Regions from separate parts of the Homo sapiens genome. Here region 1 is linked to region 2. Evidence: read pairs that join two places in POLR2A ChIA-PET (ENCODE). Cell type or tissue: MCF 10A. All regions are shown on one strand.

Region 1 (8,000 bases), 280 kb after region 2:
TACTAGGATTAGCTGCAATCTCTACTTTCGATGAGGAAATCCCAGTAAGCTTTCTGATTCAAGTACAATGCTGCCATTTTTTAAAGGGCCACAACTATAGAATTACCACTGTTGGAATTTGGTACAAAATATGTTTTGTCTATTGAAAACATACACGGTAAATGGTGTTGTTAGGTAGGTTCTGTCCAGTTCTTAGGGACTTTTTTCACATTATAGCATTTTTACCCTAAACATGATGTTGAGATTATTATATACTGTATTTTCTTCTAAATTAACCCTAATGTTTAAAAACTCACTTTCCCCCTTTAATTGAAGGCATTGTTTTGTTAGATGCAGTAATGATGTTTACCAGAGATTATTGTTTCCTATGCAAAATAAATTTTCATATTTTGAATTCTGCTGAGTCTTAAAACTGTCAATCATTAATATGACTATTTTATGTAAGGTATAGTTTTTAAACAAACTGGTTAATCCTTTTAGAACTACTGCTTGGGACCAACAGGAAGAGAAACATGGTATCTAAAGACAAAATTATTCATTCTGTAGTTGTTAAAATTACAGATGTCATATTTTTAAACATGCAAGTTAATCTTTTTTCATTTGCAGTTATAATCTGACCATTAGCATCAATACAAATTATATGATTTTTAGTCCAACAAATGTTATATTTAGATAACATTAGTACTTTATCACTGCTTAAAGCAACTCCTTTAAGAGCATACTTAGGTGACAGGGTCTCTGTTTTTCCCCCTTTGTAAGGCAACAAACACTCGAGCCATCTCAGACATTCTACACACATCATACTTACTTAATCTGCCAGTGATCCTGTAAAGTAGACACAATCTATATCTCCATTTTACAGATGAAAACACGGAGGCTCAGAGTGAATAACCTGCCCAAGAGCACATAGCAAATAAGTGCCCTAGAAAAGGTTCCACTGATTGCCAGAGAAACACTTTCTAGAAAATCACCTATCAATCAATCAGCACACTATTTCCTGACAAAACAGACATCCTGCCTCTTTTCCCTATCCTTACCAATTCAAATGAGTTTGTTCTATTATTTGCGTGCGTCTTAAAACACCCAAATCAGATCAGAGACAGGCTCCTGGTTGAAATTTGGTATTTCTCCATGAATTAAATCATAGGGCAGAAGAAACACAAGTCTACAGCCTTAGTTCTAAGACTTATTTACTATCCTCATCCCACTGTTTATACCCATCTTATAGAGAAAGCAAATGTTTTGGGTAAACTTTAGAAGGTTGCCGTATTCCAGGACTATTTCACAGGAGAAGTATGAAAATGCTTATGTCTCCATTTATTTTATTTTATTTTTTTATAAAAAAGCAGGCATAAAATACAATTACATTACTACGAAGATGCAACAAAATTTTAAAAAAGAAAAAGGGGTGCAATTTTTTTCAGAGAGGACAGCTGATCAAATATTTATAATTTTCTAAACCATGCAGTTCATTACTTATTACAATTCCAAACAAAACTCATTATTATGGGGATGGGAGTCAGGGAGAGGCCCCCCCCCAAGCATGATATCCAGCGCTGTCACACAGTGCTTATGTTCAAAGTGCTTACAAATGGTGTCTTCACAGCATAGGGAAGCTGAAGCCTTATTCCAGGGAAGGAGAGGTGAGTCAGTAGCAGTGTCAATGCAGACTCAGAAGCTCGGCAGTGACTTGCTCAAATCAGATTTTAGACACGATTTAAAGCATGTTTCAGTAAGGTTAATATAGTGTCCGAGTTTCTCTACTTTACCACCAGAATCCTAGAAGAGAGTAACAGCAGCAGCATAACTTCTTAAAACTGTGGTGTGGCAACCTAGAGTATTTCTGTTTAAGATCTATATATAAATGGATGCAAAATAGATACTTTAGAGCCAGATTCATGTAACTCTAACACAGGTTAGTTTTAAAGGCACTAACCTTTACTTTGGCTTTACTGGTATGCTTATCCATTAGTTAGCTGGAACATTTTAAAACTTTCATATAGATTTTTAAAACTTGTTTCTAGAGAACATGGTTTTTTAAAATTAATACTTTAAAAACATTCACTGTACATTAATTTCAACAGTAATACCGGCACCAGTTTTCCTTTCACTTCTGTCTCGTTATCCCCACAAAACAAAAGTAAAAAATCCAATAAGAAAATCCCAGTATTCATGATTTCTTAGTTCCCCATAGGAGGTATTTATGGTTCTAGGAGAAATCAGGTGTGAAGGAACAAGCAAATTTTAGTCTTATATTTATCTTGGAAGCTTCAGGGCCTCAAGAAAAACGAGAAACGAGCACAAAATCAGGTTGTTTTATATTTAATAAGTGTTGGGAAGAAAACACATTGATAGGTGCATGCACTCATGTATGTACATGAAAGCGGCAATGCGGTAAAAAGCGAATTCTTACCCAAGGTCAGAATTTTTTATTAAGCGCATTTTCATTAGTTGGACAAACAACCTTATAAACCCTTATGTCAAACCATATAATGTGAAGAATCTCCATGGGAGAGATTTTTTTTTCACCCTTCAGAATTATCTTTTTCCCCTAAGACCTTCATATGAATCTTCCTTGTACAGTTGGTCACACCATGATTCCCCATATTCTCTAATATATACAGCATTCCAAATTTAAACTTTTGCCTTTTTTACTCAAATATTTCAGTTACTCATATGTAAACTTGAAATTATTTCACCTTAATAAAGTTTATTAAAAATATATATATATATATATATATATATATACTCTCCAATTCAGAATAGGATAGAACCTCCCATAATGTAACAAAATCTTTATATAAAATATTAATTCAGTCTCCTTTTAACAACTCTAATGAATGGAAATATTTATTCTATATAAATTTATATATTTTTCATTTTTTAATCTTACTTAAAAAAGAGCTATCCCCCAAAACCAGAGCTGCAGAACACACCTGCAAAGGAAACGGCATGCACGTCTAGTCTGAGCACAGACAGCACAGCAGAGTGCAGACTGGAGAACGTTAAGAATAACAAAACCAGTTTCAGTCTATCAGTAGGCCAGTAGCTACTCTTCAGTTTCCACAATAGTATCTATTATGGGGATCTAACTTTTTAAATATCTCTAACTGACATCAGAGGGAATCAATGAAAAATGTCTATTTCCTTCATCGAAATATTAGATGACTTTTTTTTTTTTTTTTTTTTGAGACGGAGTCTTGTTCAGCTGCCCAGGCTGGAGTGCAGTGGCTCGATCTTCGCTCACTGCAACCACCGTCTCCTGGGTTCAAGCGATTCTCCTGTCTCAGCCTCCCAAGTAGCTGGGATTACAGGCCACCACCATCATGCCCGGCTAATTTTTGTATATTGGTAGAGACGGAGTTTCACTATGTTGGGCAGGCTGGTCTTGAACTCCTCACCTCAGGTGATCCGCCCGTCTTGGCCTCCCAAAGTGCTAGGATTACAGGCGTAAGCCACCATGCCTGGCCAGATGATGTATTTAAATATCATACCAAACTCTGTGTATTTATATAAAGAGAGACTGTTAAAAGACTTCATAATATAAAAAAAAACAAAAACAAAAAAAAAACTTTACGCTTACCATTGCTGCATATTGTTGCAGTATAAAACACACACTTATCTGGGATCATGAGAATACGGCAAGAATGTCCTGCGTAAACTGTAACTTTGACAGCATTTAAAAAATAAAAATCAAATTAAGTGCCTTTGAGGCCACTTCTTCCCAGTTGCCAGTTTTCTTAACCCGGTACTAAAATACTGCCACACACAGCTGCATGTCTGAGGATCATATTTAAATATTTAAAATGCATCTACAGTCTGTCTTAGTTTTCTTTATATTTGGGAAAAATTTTGAATCTTAAGTGTGAAAATGTAATCACAAATGTCTTTACCAGGAATAAAAACACATCTAGGGTAGCCAGCAAATTTAAAGCAAATAAAATATTTTGTAGTCACAGACTAATACTGAGGTCTGTAAAAAGAGTTGAATGAATAATAGACAGACATCAAGGATATATTAGTTCCAACACCATCCATTATTGTTTCTATAACCAATAATACTTTAAAAACATTTGTTAATCAAAATAGGCTGACATTGATATAACTATTTATGTGTAAAAATAGTGCACGATTTATCTTCCACAAAGCTAGTTTACATCCTAAGAGCTGGTAAACGCTTTTTTTGTTTTTTAATACAGACAGGGCTGAGACTTTGAAAAAAATTAAATTAAGGCATTCAAAATGGGTAAAGTTGCCTATCATGAAGCATTAGGAAACTGATATAATTAACTTTAAACTTCTTGTTACAGTAACTGCTTAAACATGAACATGCAACTTCCATCAGGTACACAGGAATGAGTGATATAAACTCCAACATTATGGCTTTATACAAGTGCATAGTTGCAACTGCAGCAAGTAATGATATCTGATTAATGTGTATAAAAAATAAAGTGGGAAGTTTAAAAAACCTTCTTGCAGTATTAGAGTACTATATATATATATATATATGTGTGTGTGTTTATATATATATACACAGTATAATGGTCACTTCTTAAAGATGCAGTCAATATCACTGTAGTGGAATCCATTCCCAGATTCTTCTGGTAAATGTGCTGGTGAAACCTCTCTGTTGAAGCTAGAAAAGATGTTTTCTTTAGCCTTTAACTCTTCTCAATCCTTGTGTGCATTGTAGTGTGAGCGACTGCCGAGAGAGCTTTATGGAAAAGTCTGGAAGAGTTGCATATATCCTTAGTCTATCAACCAATCATTGTTGGTTCAACCTGTTGCTTCAAAGGAGCCCAGATTTGTAATTTATATTACAGGGAAAAGGGGAACACATATATGTATGAGTGTATGTATCAGTCTCTCAGGAAAATATAGCTTTTTAATAAATTTTGGGCCATCATATTTCAGTCTTGTTTTCACTGGAAGAATACGATCACCTTGAATAATGACTGCTTTCATAGAAGGCAGTTAGCTGAAAAGAAAGGAAAAATAAAGTTAGTTGATACAGTGAAATAATTTAAGAGTGTTAAATTCCTAGAAAAAGCATTCCATTCACATTATTAAACTATATAGTCTTCCAGCTACTATATTTTTTAACACTAAAATCATGCATAAACATACTTACTGTATTACTTTTCCTATAGGTACAACATGCAATTATATTCTTTCCCAAAACAACTTGGGATTTTGGAATATTAGCTACACACATTACACACACATTTTAATATGGTTAACAAGCTATTAGGGTTAAACAATATACCACAGAATAACTTAGAAGATAAAAGTTTGATTTGGGGTTTAACTGCCAGCTGCCTCATGTAGCTGAAAGGGAAATGGGCCTATTGATCAGGTTCTACTTGGCTGTTCAACCCTAAGCCACATTTTGTTTTTCTATAAGATAGGACCAACTACATTGTTGTAGTAAATATATACAAGCTACTCTATGAAATCTGATTATAAATAGATACCAGTACTACCTGATTTATGTTTTGCAACTTGCTTACTTAGACTAAAACACACATTATTTCTTTTAAATCCTTCTATGTAAAAGGTTTAACTTGAGGCTCAACTTTCATTCAAATCTCCTTTAGCCACTATTAACCAAACTATTTTACATTTTCTAAAAGCACAATTCTCACAGCGTATCACTGACATTCTTCAGCAAGGGTAACATTAAATTCTCACAAAGCAAACATTTCACAGCACCACACACAAAAATGCCAAATCAGAAATAGCTATTTCACAGCACTTATTAGACTTATAAAGTTTTTATGCTTTCAATTCTTGCAAGTTGGAAATAAAAGGAGAGAGATGGAGAAAGGAATCTCATGCTATGTTCACAAACTAATATAGCTGTAGGAACTTGAAAACGTTGTAAATTTTACTTCTCTTCTGAATATGGCTTCTTTGGAATGAACAGAACGTATCAGAATTAACTCCTTTTGTGATTTCTACATCTCATTCCTAAGATAAATTCTAACTGTACTAAAAATTTATAGCCAATAAAGAATCTGAACATAGCATTTCACTTTTACACTTAACATGTAAATTTCAGTTAGCAACTTTTCGAAAACTACTTTTAACTATATACTATTAAAAACAAGTTTCAAAAATAAAAAATAATGAAAGCCCAAGTGGCAAACCACATGCACTACGTTGAAGTACTAAAATAACTGATTTTTCATTTTTTGATTTACCCCATTTATTTCTTCAGAAATCAAAAACATCGTCATCATCATCACCACCACCATCAACATCATCAAATGACCAATCCCAGTCTTTAAATGCCAAATCAAGCAATCTGCAATAGGAGGTTTGTAAATTTATACTCTAACACTCTTTAGAAACTGTAACTTAATGTTATGACTTAGAAATCATACTTTGAATGTGCTTGTAAGCATTTTAATTTTCCCTTCATGGATAACAACAAGATTAAAATTAAGACGGACGCACATAGGGAAGCCTTGCCCTTTATATATAAATGCATATAATCATGTTGGCCAAGTACACTTTCCAGATATTTGAAGACAGCGATCATATTTGGGATAATAAGAAACAATCTGCTTCTCCCTCCTCACTCCCATACCCCAGATAAACACATAACCATCCTGATGCCCAGTTTGATTTGAGAATTATGAAAGCACATTTGTCAATGTTCCCCTTCACCAAAGTGGTCAGATTGTCAGCTCAGTTTTTCCATCATAGCACCAAAAACCATGGGGTAAAAAGGGAGTAATAGAATAAGAAAGCAGCTTTCTGAATTCCAGTAGGACCCTGCCTGCTCAATGTGTCACCAAGAGCTTTGTCCTGCATATGAAAAACTAGGGACAAGGGAAAAGCCACAGGTACATAAGTAGCATTAGCAAGTCATCTTGGCTAAATTGGACTTAGAGTTGGGATATATGTGGTCTTTTCTTTCTAATTCAATAACCTAAACTGTAATATTGCTATCATCTTTGTTTTTAAAAATAGCCACCTGGCCAGATGCGGTGGCTCACGTCTGTAATCCCAGCACTTTGGGAGGCTGAGGCGGGCAGATCACCTGAGGTGAGGAGTTCAAGACCAGCCTGGCCAACATGGTGAAACCATGTCTCTACTAAAAATACAAAAATTAGCTGGGCATGGTGGCAGGTGCCTGTAATCACAGCTACTCAGGAGGCTGAGGCAGGAGAGTCACTTGAATCCAGGAGGCGGAAGTTGTAGTGAGCCGAGATCGTGCCATTGCACTCCAGCCTGGGGAACAAGAGTGAGACTTCGTCTCAAAAAATTAATAAATAAATAAAAATAAAAATAAATAAATAATAAAAAAAAGCAGTAACTTTTTCATTTTTAAAACTGTGGTGTTCATGAATCAACTTGTGCCAAGGAACTCATCTGGTCCCCAAAGTCTCACCTGTAATCACTATTGTCAGTGGTTCTTATTTACACACTTCTAAAGTAAGAAACTTTAGTGTATATGATTTACCTACTGCTCTTTATAAGGCCTCATTCCAAGAGATTTAGATATGACTGAAAAGGGCCCAAATATTTGCATTTTCAAATAAAAAACCTGAGGCGATTTCTGATACAGCTGGTTAACTTTGAGAAACACTGACAGAATAGGTTAATGGATGATTACTCTAATTTAAAATAAACACAGCGACTCAAATTACTCTTTTAAAATGTGCTAAACACAGCACAACATTTGAGAAAACACACAAACAGATATAATTACTCACTGAACACATATCGCAACCTGGCACACACTCACTTCTCTAGACTTATATATAATGTAACTTATAGCCATAGTTTCAGCTCTACTGCTTGGGAGATTGTGATCAGCAGGCCTTCCAGGGCATCCAAGCCTCAGCTTTAGCATAGGTTAGGAGAAAGCTGCATTGCATACCCTTTCAAAACCTTTGAAGTGTGTGCCAGTGTCACAATCTCAAATTTAAGTCTAATCGCTAGATGCGACTGTAGTGTATGACGAGACTTCCCTTACAACCCTCTCCCTC
Region 2 (8,000 bases):
AACTAGAGATCCAGCCTACCTAGATAGACATTGCCTGCACCGTTTTAAGGTGTAAAATTACTTCACCATCAGGAAGTTGAAAGGGATTCTTTTTCCTCCCAAGAGTTTGCATGTTGTACCCTGTTCCCTGGATGTTAGGAGCTCCCCATCACTGGAGGAATCCGGGCTGAGGCTGAGGCCTGCTTAGAGGGATACAGTGGCAGAGATTTCTACTTTGGGTGGAAGGTTGACCTCAACGATTCAGACTCCCTGGAAACTGAGGATCTTCAAGGATCCATCTGTGCACTTGTGAAATCCTATTTGATTGTCATAACCACAGGAGGAAGAAACTTCTATTCCCCCAAAGAGCTCTGTCTCACAGCCGGTGCTATGACTAAGGCATAGGAGGCTGTCGAGGACGCCTAAGCCAAGTGCATCTGATGACTGGATGCTGATTTGGAGGAAGGCTCTGAGGCCCATGACATCATAATTATTTGGTTCTCTTGTACTGAAATATCCCACAAATGACAGTAATTATTAAGTTCTGCCTGGCATGACATTTTCTCCCAAACATTGGAGGATGTTCCAGAATTTTCTCTCTCTACTCCCATTCCACCTTCCTGCTCTCTCTCCATCCATCTCCTGCTGTGCTCCCAGTTTACTTTCAGCCCACGCCACTTCTTATACCATTTCCTTTCTCTCCTCATTTGACCCCATAAGGTCCTCCTCCTCCAGCACCTCCCTTCCTAATCTCTGGTCAGGAACAGATATGGAGCTGGGAGCACCAAGAGACAGCATTTGTTATGTGCTTGTTGGCTATTTGCATAGTCTCTTTGGAGAAATTTTTATTCACATCCTTTGAGCATTTTTAAATTGGGCTATTTGTCTTCTAATTGGTGAGTTCTAAGGGGCTAACATATATTTTGGATACTAGCCACTTATCAAATACATGGTTTGCATATATGTACTCCCATTCTATGGGTCTTTTTGTCACTTTTTTGATAGTGTCCTTTGACACACAAATGTTCTAAATGTATCTATTTTTTCTTTGGTCATTTGTGCTTTTAGTGTCATCTCAGAAGCATCTCACTGCTTAATCTAAGGCCACTAAGATATTGCCTATGTTTCCTTTTAAGAGTTATAGTTTTACCTCTTACATTCAGGTCTTTGATCTGTTTTGAGTTAATTTTGTATATGGTGTGAGGTAAAGGTCCAACTTTATTCTTTTGCATAAATGATTTCCCAGCCCCTTTGGTTAAAAAGACTGTTCTTTCTCCATTGAATTGTTTTGTCACCCTCTTTGAAAATCAATTTGACAATAAAGGTGAGGGTTTTATTCTATTGATCTATATGTCTGTCTTTATGACATATATATTTGATTATAGTCCTTATTACTGCAATATTGTAGTAAGTTTTGATGATTTGCCAAAATTCTGTTTAGGTGTTTGAATCTATGTGTAAGAGAGATATCTGTCTTAGTCTTTATAAGAAATATAGTTATCTTGCAGTGTCTTCATCTGGCTTTGGAATCAGGGTATTGCTGCCCCATAAATTGATTTGGAGAATGTTTTTGCCTCTTTTATTTTTTGGAAAAGTTTGTGTAGACTTTGTATTATTTATTTCTTAAATGTTTGGTCCAATTCCTCAGTGAATCCATCTGTACCTGGAGTTTTTTTTTTGTGGGAAGTTTTCTAACTATAATTTCGATTTTTAATAGATATAGGGCTTTTCATGTGACCTATATTTTTCTTGAATGAGCTTTGGTAGTTTGTGTCTTTCAAGGAAACTGAGAATTGCCAGTCTTTGCACATAAATATAATATCTTGAACTAGATGTTGCTGTAATGCTCATTGGAGTGAATAATTTTTGTAGGCAAGAACAATAGCATTTTCATTTCTGTATTTCCCACATCTGGCCCAGAGTCCAGCATAAAACAGGCACTCAGTTAATGTCTGTGGAATGAGAAGGAGTATTTAAGAGTCTGCTTTAATGAGCAAAATCTCTACCAAAGCAACTAAAGTTAATGACTGAATATATTGTCTAGTAGAGTTCCGAAGGGTCATGCTTTAATGAGACATAAAGGTGATAACAAAAAAATAGAATAAAAATGGAGCTTCTAAAATCATTGAAATGCACTTCATTGATAATCAAAGAAATGCAATTAGAACAAGGTACCATTTCCACTCTTCTGGCTGTCAAAAATTTTAAAAGATTGATTACATTCAGAAATGGTAAGAGTTTGGGGAAATAGGTACTTGAGGGTGCCTCCTTGAAAGTTATTTTTGTAGTATTTATCAAAACTTAAAAGGTCTGCACCCTTTAGCTTAGCCATTCCACCAGTAGAAATCAATCCTATAGAGGTATAAGTGTTCAAGGATACAGGCTGTATATGATATTTATTATGGGATTATTTTAATAGTAGAAAATTATAAACAAACAATATCCAACCATAGGAGAGTAGATACATAAGTTCTATGATTACTAAAATGGTGTAATGTCTGTGAGGTGTTACTCAACAGGAAGAAAGCAAAATGCAAACAGAAGAATCTTTCTTTCTTCCTTTTTATCTATCCGTCTATCTGTGAAAGAGGCCTGGAAATATGCACATCAGAAGTGTGTAGTAGACACAGTTCTCCAATGGCTTCATGATTCCCGCCCCCTGGTGTCCACCTTCTGTACAATTTCCGCCTCTTGATTTTGGGCAGGACTGTGATTATGACAGAGCTCAGTCCTGTGGTTAGGTTATGTGGCACACGTAAAGGGATTTTGATGATGTAATTAAGATCCCTAATCAGTCTGACTTTGAGTTAATTAAATGGGAGAATCTCCTTGGGTTGGGGGGGGGCCTGGCCTAATCAGGTAAGCCTCTGAACAGATAACTTAGACCGTTCTGATGAGAGTCTACTGCTGGCCTTAATGAAGAAGGAAGCCTGGGTAAGTTCCACAGCTGCAAGGACATGGATTCTGCTGCATGAGCACGGAAGAGGACCCTGAGCCTCAGATGAGGCTGCAGCTCTGGGCAGCACCTTGATTGTGCCTCGCGAGGCCCTGAGCAAAGGACCCAGTTAAGCTGTGCCCAGACTCCTGCCCCATGGCACCTGTGCGCTAGCAAAAGTGTGTTACTTTAAGCTTCTATGTTTGATGTAATTTGTACCCAGTAACAGAAAATTGATAGACTGTGTATCATTCTGACCTTTGGGCAAGACGGAAGTCAGGGATGTAAATAAAAGCCTTCCTTTCACATTACATTTTTTTTTTTTTACAATAAATAGATAACAATTTTGCAATTAAAGTAAAGGAAAATGGGAAAGGATTTGTTTCTGAAGAGTTTTCTTCAATCATTTTGTTTACTTTCCTAGTGTGCTTTAAAAGCAAGCACAAAAGCCAACAGCAGCCCCACGCCCCACTACTCCAACCTGGCAGGCCACAGGCAGGAACATTTATCCTTCTTGGTCTTGTTTCCTAACTGCTTTTCTCTCTTCCCAGATCTCAGGCCCAGAGGGGTCCTACCCGCAGCCTCTGGGGCAGCTGAATGCGCCCAAAGCCTCTGACATCTTTCTACACATCTGGGGTGTGTGGCAACCCTGTCCCGGTCCTCCCACCTGCCTGCAGGCAGGATGAGTCATGGCTGAACAGAAGCCATGGGAAGCAGAGGCAGAGGCGAGCAGACTTCAGGAAACGTGCCCACCTCGGGAATGGGAACAAGGAAGTCACCCCTCCCGCTCTCCTCCCCCTGCTCTTCTTGGCCTTGGCAGGTTCAGCAGCTTGTCGATTACAAAGCTGTTCATGCCCAATAATGTATTTGTTCCTATAAGATCTTATAGCCAGGAAGGAAAGAGTCATTAGCTCCATTTTACTGATGAAAAAATTGAGGCATAGAAAAGAAAAAAAATGCTTAGAAGCTGGGGTGAAAAAAATGAAGTTTCCTGATGATTCAGTTTGACATCCTTCTCTACCCACCTCCATCCAGCACCGCCTCCCACCCAGCTGCCTCATGCACTTGACTTCCAGGGGCCATGGTATTCAGACAGGAGTAGACCAGCTGGGTCTTTCTGTCAATCAGCTCTTCTTGGTGGAGGTGGGGAAGGGGGATGATGAGGGGAGGGGGATGATGAGGAGAAGGAGCGGGGGTGGGGACGGGGCAGCTCCCTGATACCGATGGGTACACAGCAAAAAATGAAATGTAAATTTTCAATGGAGTACAGAACTGAATCTTTTTTTTTTATTTATTTATTTTTTATTGATAATTCTTGGGTGTTTCTCACAGAGGGGGATTTGGCAGGGTCATAGGACAATAGTGGAGGGAAGGTCAGCAGATAAACAAGTGAACAAAGGTCTCTGGTTTTCCTAGGCAGAGGACCCTGCGGCCTTCCGCAGTGTTTGTGTCCCTGGGTACTTGAGATTAGGGAGTGGTGATGACTCTTAACGAGCATGCTGCTTTCAAGCATCTGTTTAACAAAGCACATCTTGCACCGCCCTTAATCCATTTAACCCTGAGTGGACACAGCACATGTTTCAGAGAGCACAGGGTTGGGGGTAAGGTCACAGATCAACAGGATCCCAAGGCAGAAGAAGTTTTCTTAGTACAGAACAAAATGAAAAGTCTCCCATGTCTACTTCTTTCTACACAGACACGGCAACCATCCGATTTCTCAATCTTTTCCCCACCTTTCCCCCCTTTCTATTCCACAAAGCCGCCATTGTCATCCTGGCCCGTTCTCAATGAGCTGTTGGGTACACCTCCCAGACGGGGTGGTGGCCGGGCAGAGGGGCTCCTCACTTCCCAGTAGGGGCGGCCGGGCAGAGGCGCCCCTCACCTCCCGGACGGGGCGGCTGGCCGGGCGGGGGGCTGACCCCCCAACCTCCCTCCCGGATGGGGGGGCTGGCCGGGCGGGGGGCTAACCCCCCCACCTCCCTCCCGGTCGGGGCGGCTGGCCGGGCTGGGGGCTGACCCCCCCACCTCCCTCCCGGACGGGGCGGCTGGCCGGGCGGGGGGCTGACCCCCCCACCTCCCTCCCGGACGGGGCGGCTGGCCGGGCGGGGGGCTGACCCCCCCACCTCCCTCCCGGACGGGGCGGCTGGCCGGGCGGGGGGCTGACCCCCCCACCTCCCTCCCGGACGGGGCGTCTGGCCGGGCGGGGGGCTGACCCCCCCACCTCCCTCCCGGACGGGGCGGCTGGCCGGGCTGGGGGCTGACCCCCCCACCTCCCTCCCGGACGGGGCGGCTGGCCGGGCGGGGGGCTGACCCCCCCACCTCCCTCCCGGACGGCTGGCTGCCGGGCGCAGACGCTCCTCACTTCCCAGATGGGGCGGCTGCCGGGCGGAGGGGCTCCTCACTTCTCAGACGGGGCGGCCGGGCAGAGGTGCTCCTCACATCCCAGACGGGGCGGCGGGGCAGAGGCGCTCCCCACATCTCAGACGATGGGCGACCGGGCAGAGACGCTCCTCACTTCCTAGATGGGATGGCGGCCGGGAAGAGGTGCTCCTCACTTCCTAGGTGGGATGGCGGCCAGGCGGAGACGCTCCTCACTTTCCAGACTGGGCGGCCTGGCAGAGGCGCTCCTCACATCCCAGACGATGGGCAGCCGGGCTGAGATGCTCCTTACTTCCCAGACGTGATGGCGGCCGGGCAGAGGGGCTCCTCACTTCCCAGACTGGGCGGCCGGGCAGAGGGGCTCCTCACAACCCAGACGATGGGCGGCCAGGCAGAGACGCTCCTCACTTCCCAGACGGGGTGGCGGCCGGGCAGAGGCTGCAATCTCGGCACTTTGGGAGGCCAAGGCAGGCGGCTGGGAGGTGCAGGTTGTAGCGAGCCGAGATCACGCCACTGCACTCCAGCCTGGGCACCATTGAGCACTGAGTGAAGGAGACTCCGTCTGCAATCCCGGCACCTCGGGAGGCCGAGGCTGGCGGATCACTTGCGGTTAGGGGCTGGAGACCGGCCCGGCCAACACAGCGAATCCCCGTCTCCACCAAAACCAGTCAGGCGTGGCGGCGTGAGCCTGCAATCGCAGGCACTGGGCAGGCTGAGTCAGGAGAATCAGGCAGGGAGGTTGCAGTGAGCCGAGATGGCAGCAGTACAGTACAGCTTTGGCTCAGCATGAGAGGGAGACCGTGGAAAGAGAGGGAGAGGGAGACCGTGGGGAGAGGGAGAGGGAGAGGGAGAGGGGGAGGGGGAGGGAGAGGGAGAGGGAGAGGGAACTGAATCTTAATGAAAGGTATTATTCAATTCAGCAAAACACAAGGAAATTTTAACTGAGCAGAACTGATTAGCCCATAAAAAGGAATAGATTACAGCTTGCATCATTTGCCGTCTAGACAAATCACTTAGATACACAGGCACTGGTTTTAATTACTGCCATAGAAATCTAGCATTCTGTAGCCCAAAATGGTATTGTTCAACAAATAAAAAAAATTTTTAATGAGAAAATGCAGCTCAAACAACTACTTCCCATTATGCCTAAATAAACTGTTCCCCCACCCTTTATTTAAATAAGAAACCCGCAAGGTAAAATTGCTGCTTCTTCTATGTCTAATAGATTTTGTGCTCTACGTCCCTTCCCCCATGGCATCATGAAATGTATAATTCTCATAGAAGGTCTATGCTGGACTGAATACATCACAGCAAGAAGCTTTCCATTTTTAGCCAAAAAGTTCAGACTTTTTTTTTTTTTTTCTGGTTTAACCCTTCAGGAAATTCTAAATGGATCCAGGCTGCTGGCTCAAGTTTCTATGCAACAATGACCTTCAGTGAGAAAGCAGCATGTTGATTTTTCTCTTTTTTTCCTAATCCATGGGATCCCAGCCTCGCCTTTCCAAACAGGATCTATATGGTCAGAGGACAAAGGGCCTGTTTCCAGAGCTTTGAGAAGAGGAAGGCAGAGGCGGCACTTAGCAAGTGTGAGGGAAGGAGAACGTACTAGTCAGCTTGGGCCGTGTAACAAAGCACCACAGACCTCAGGCTTCAACAATAGGCATTTATCGTCCAAGATCAAGGTGCTGGCAGGTTTCATTTCTTTGAGGCTTCTCTCTTTGGCTTGCAGATGGCCACCTTCTCAATGTACCCTCACGTGGTGAAGACAGAGAGCAAGGTCTCTCTACCTTCTTCTTCTAAGGCCACTAATCTTGTTGGGCTGGGGCCCCAACTTTATGGCTTCATTTAACCTTCATTATCTCATTAAAGGCCCCATCTCCAAATAGCATCACATTGGGGGTTAGGGCGTCCACGTACGAATTTGGAGGGGGTGGTACAAAAACATTCAGTCCATAACAGAGGCAGTAGTACAGGCTTGGGGAGAGCACTGGGCAAGGAGTCAGCCAACCTGATCTGCAGGCTCCGTTTGCTCTGGCCTGGGAGGACAAGTGGAGTTTGTGGGATTCCAGGTGTGGGGCACTCTGGGCCTGGGCATGTCAGTAGACCAGAATGTGGACTTGCCAGGGTTTGATGAGGAGGTGGGGTGTGCAGCATGCAGGGGTAAAGGGAAAATGCCTGTGTCCTGACCGTGGAAGGAAGACCATCCTCTGACCCCCAAAAATCTCTCTAGCCACGGCCCAGCCCTGCTCAGTTCCCAGGTGCTTTTCACCTCCCATCAGTCTGCCCACAAGTCTGGGGCATGCCCAGGGGACCATGTCTTTCTCACCGCCACGCCCCAGACACTGCTGAAGCCTGGCTCTGTGGGACAGCTGAGCAAATTAAGGCTCATCAGAGACCATGAAGGTCCTGTGGTTTCAAAGTTATGTGGGTTCTGTTTGGGCATAATGAAGCATTTTCTCATTCCTTCCCTCCACATGCCTGCCTAGCACCTGCATGTCCAGGCCCGATGCTGGGCACCGTCACAGAGAAGAATAATCCAGATTGTACTGGGGCTGGAGTTGGGGGCAGACAAACCAGTGGTGCATGAACTGACCCTGTGCCATAGGACAGCTGAGGGCTCTGTGAGCACATAGGGAATGGGCCCTGATCCCTTGGGGAAAGGAGGGCTGGAGAGGGGTGCAGTCCCTGGAGACCTCCTGGAAGTGGT

Evidence for each region. ChIA-PET counts read pairs that join two places held together with the same protein. Peaks named below come from ENCODE experiments on the same cell type or tissue, not always from the same donor. Only the 100,000 strongest peaks of a DNase experiment are listed, where the experiment ranks them.
Region 1: POLR2A ChIA-PET joins it to region 2 with 5 read pairs; 2 of 35 experiments call an interaction of 5 or more read pairs at or near these places.

The regions. Positions count from the first base shown.
Region 1 is chr2:11,178,463-11,186,462 of GRCh38, forward strand. It overlaps SLC66A3 (solute carrier family 66 member 3), which reads left to right. Exons shown (of 7, transcript NM_152391.5): 7 at 1-394. It overlaps ROCK2 (Rho associated coiled-coil containing protein kinase 2), which reads right to left. Exons shown (of 33, transcript NM_004850.5): 33 at 1,297-4,978. The coding sequence ends at 4,975. Among named protein-coding and RNA genes, the nearest start is that of SLC66A3, 27 kb to the left of the region's middle. In MCF 10A, no CTCF peak of the experiment used is centred here; no DNase peak of the experiment used is centred here.
Region 2 is chr2:10,897,751-10,905,750 of GRCh38, forward strand. No RefSeq gene overlaps it. Among named protein-coding and RNA genes, the nearest start is that of KCNF1, 10 kb to the right of the region's middle. RefSeq lists an enhancer at 4,119-4,689. In MCF 10A, a CTCF peak has its summit at 2,627 (motif pointing left); DNase peaks (open chromatin) are centred at 2,651 and 3,611.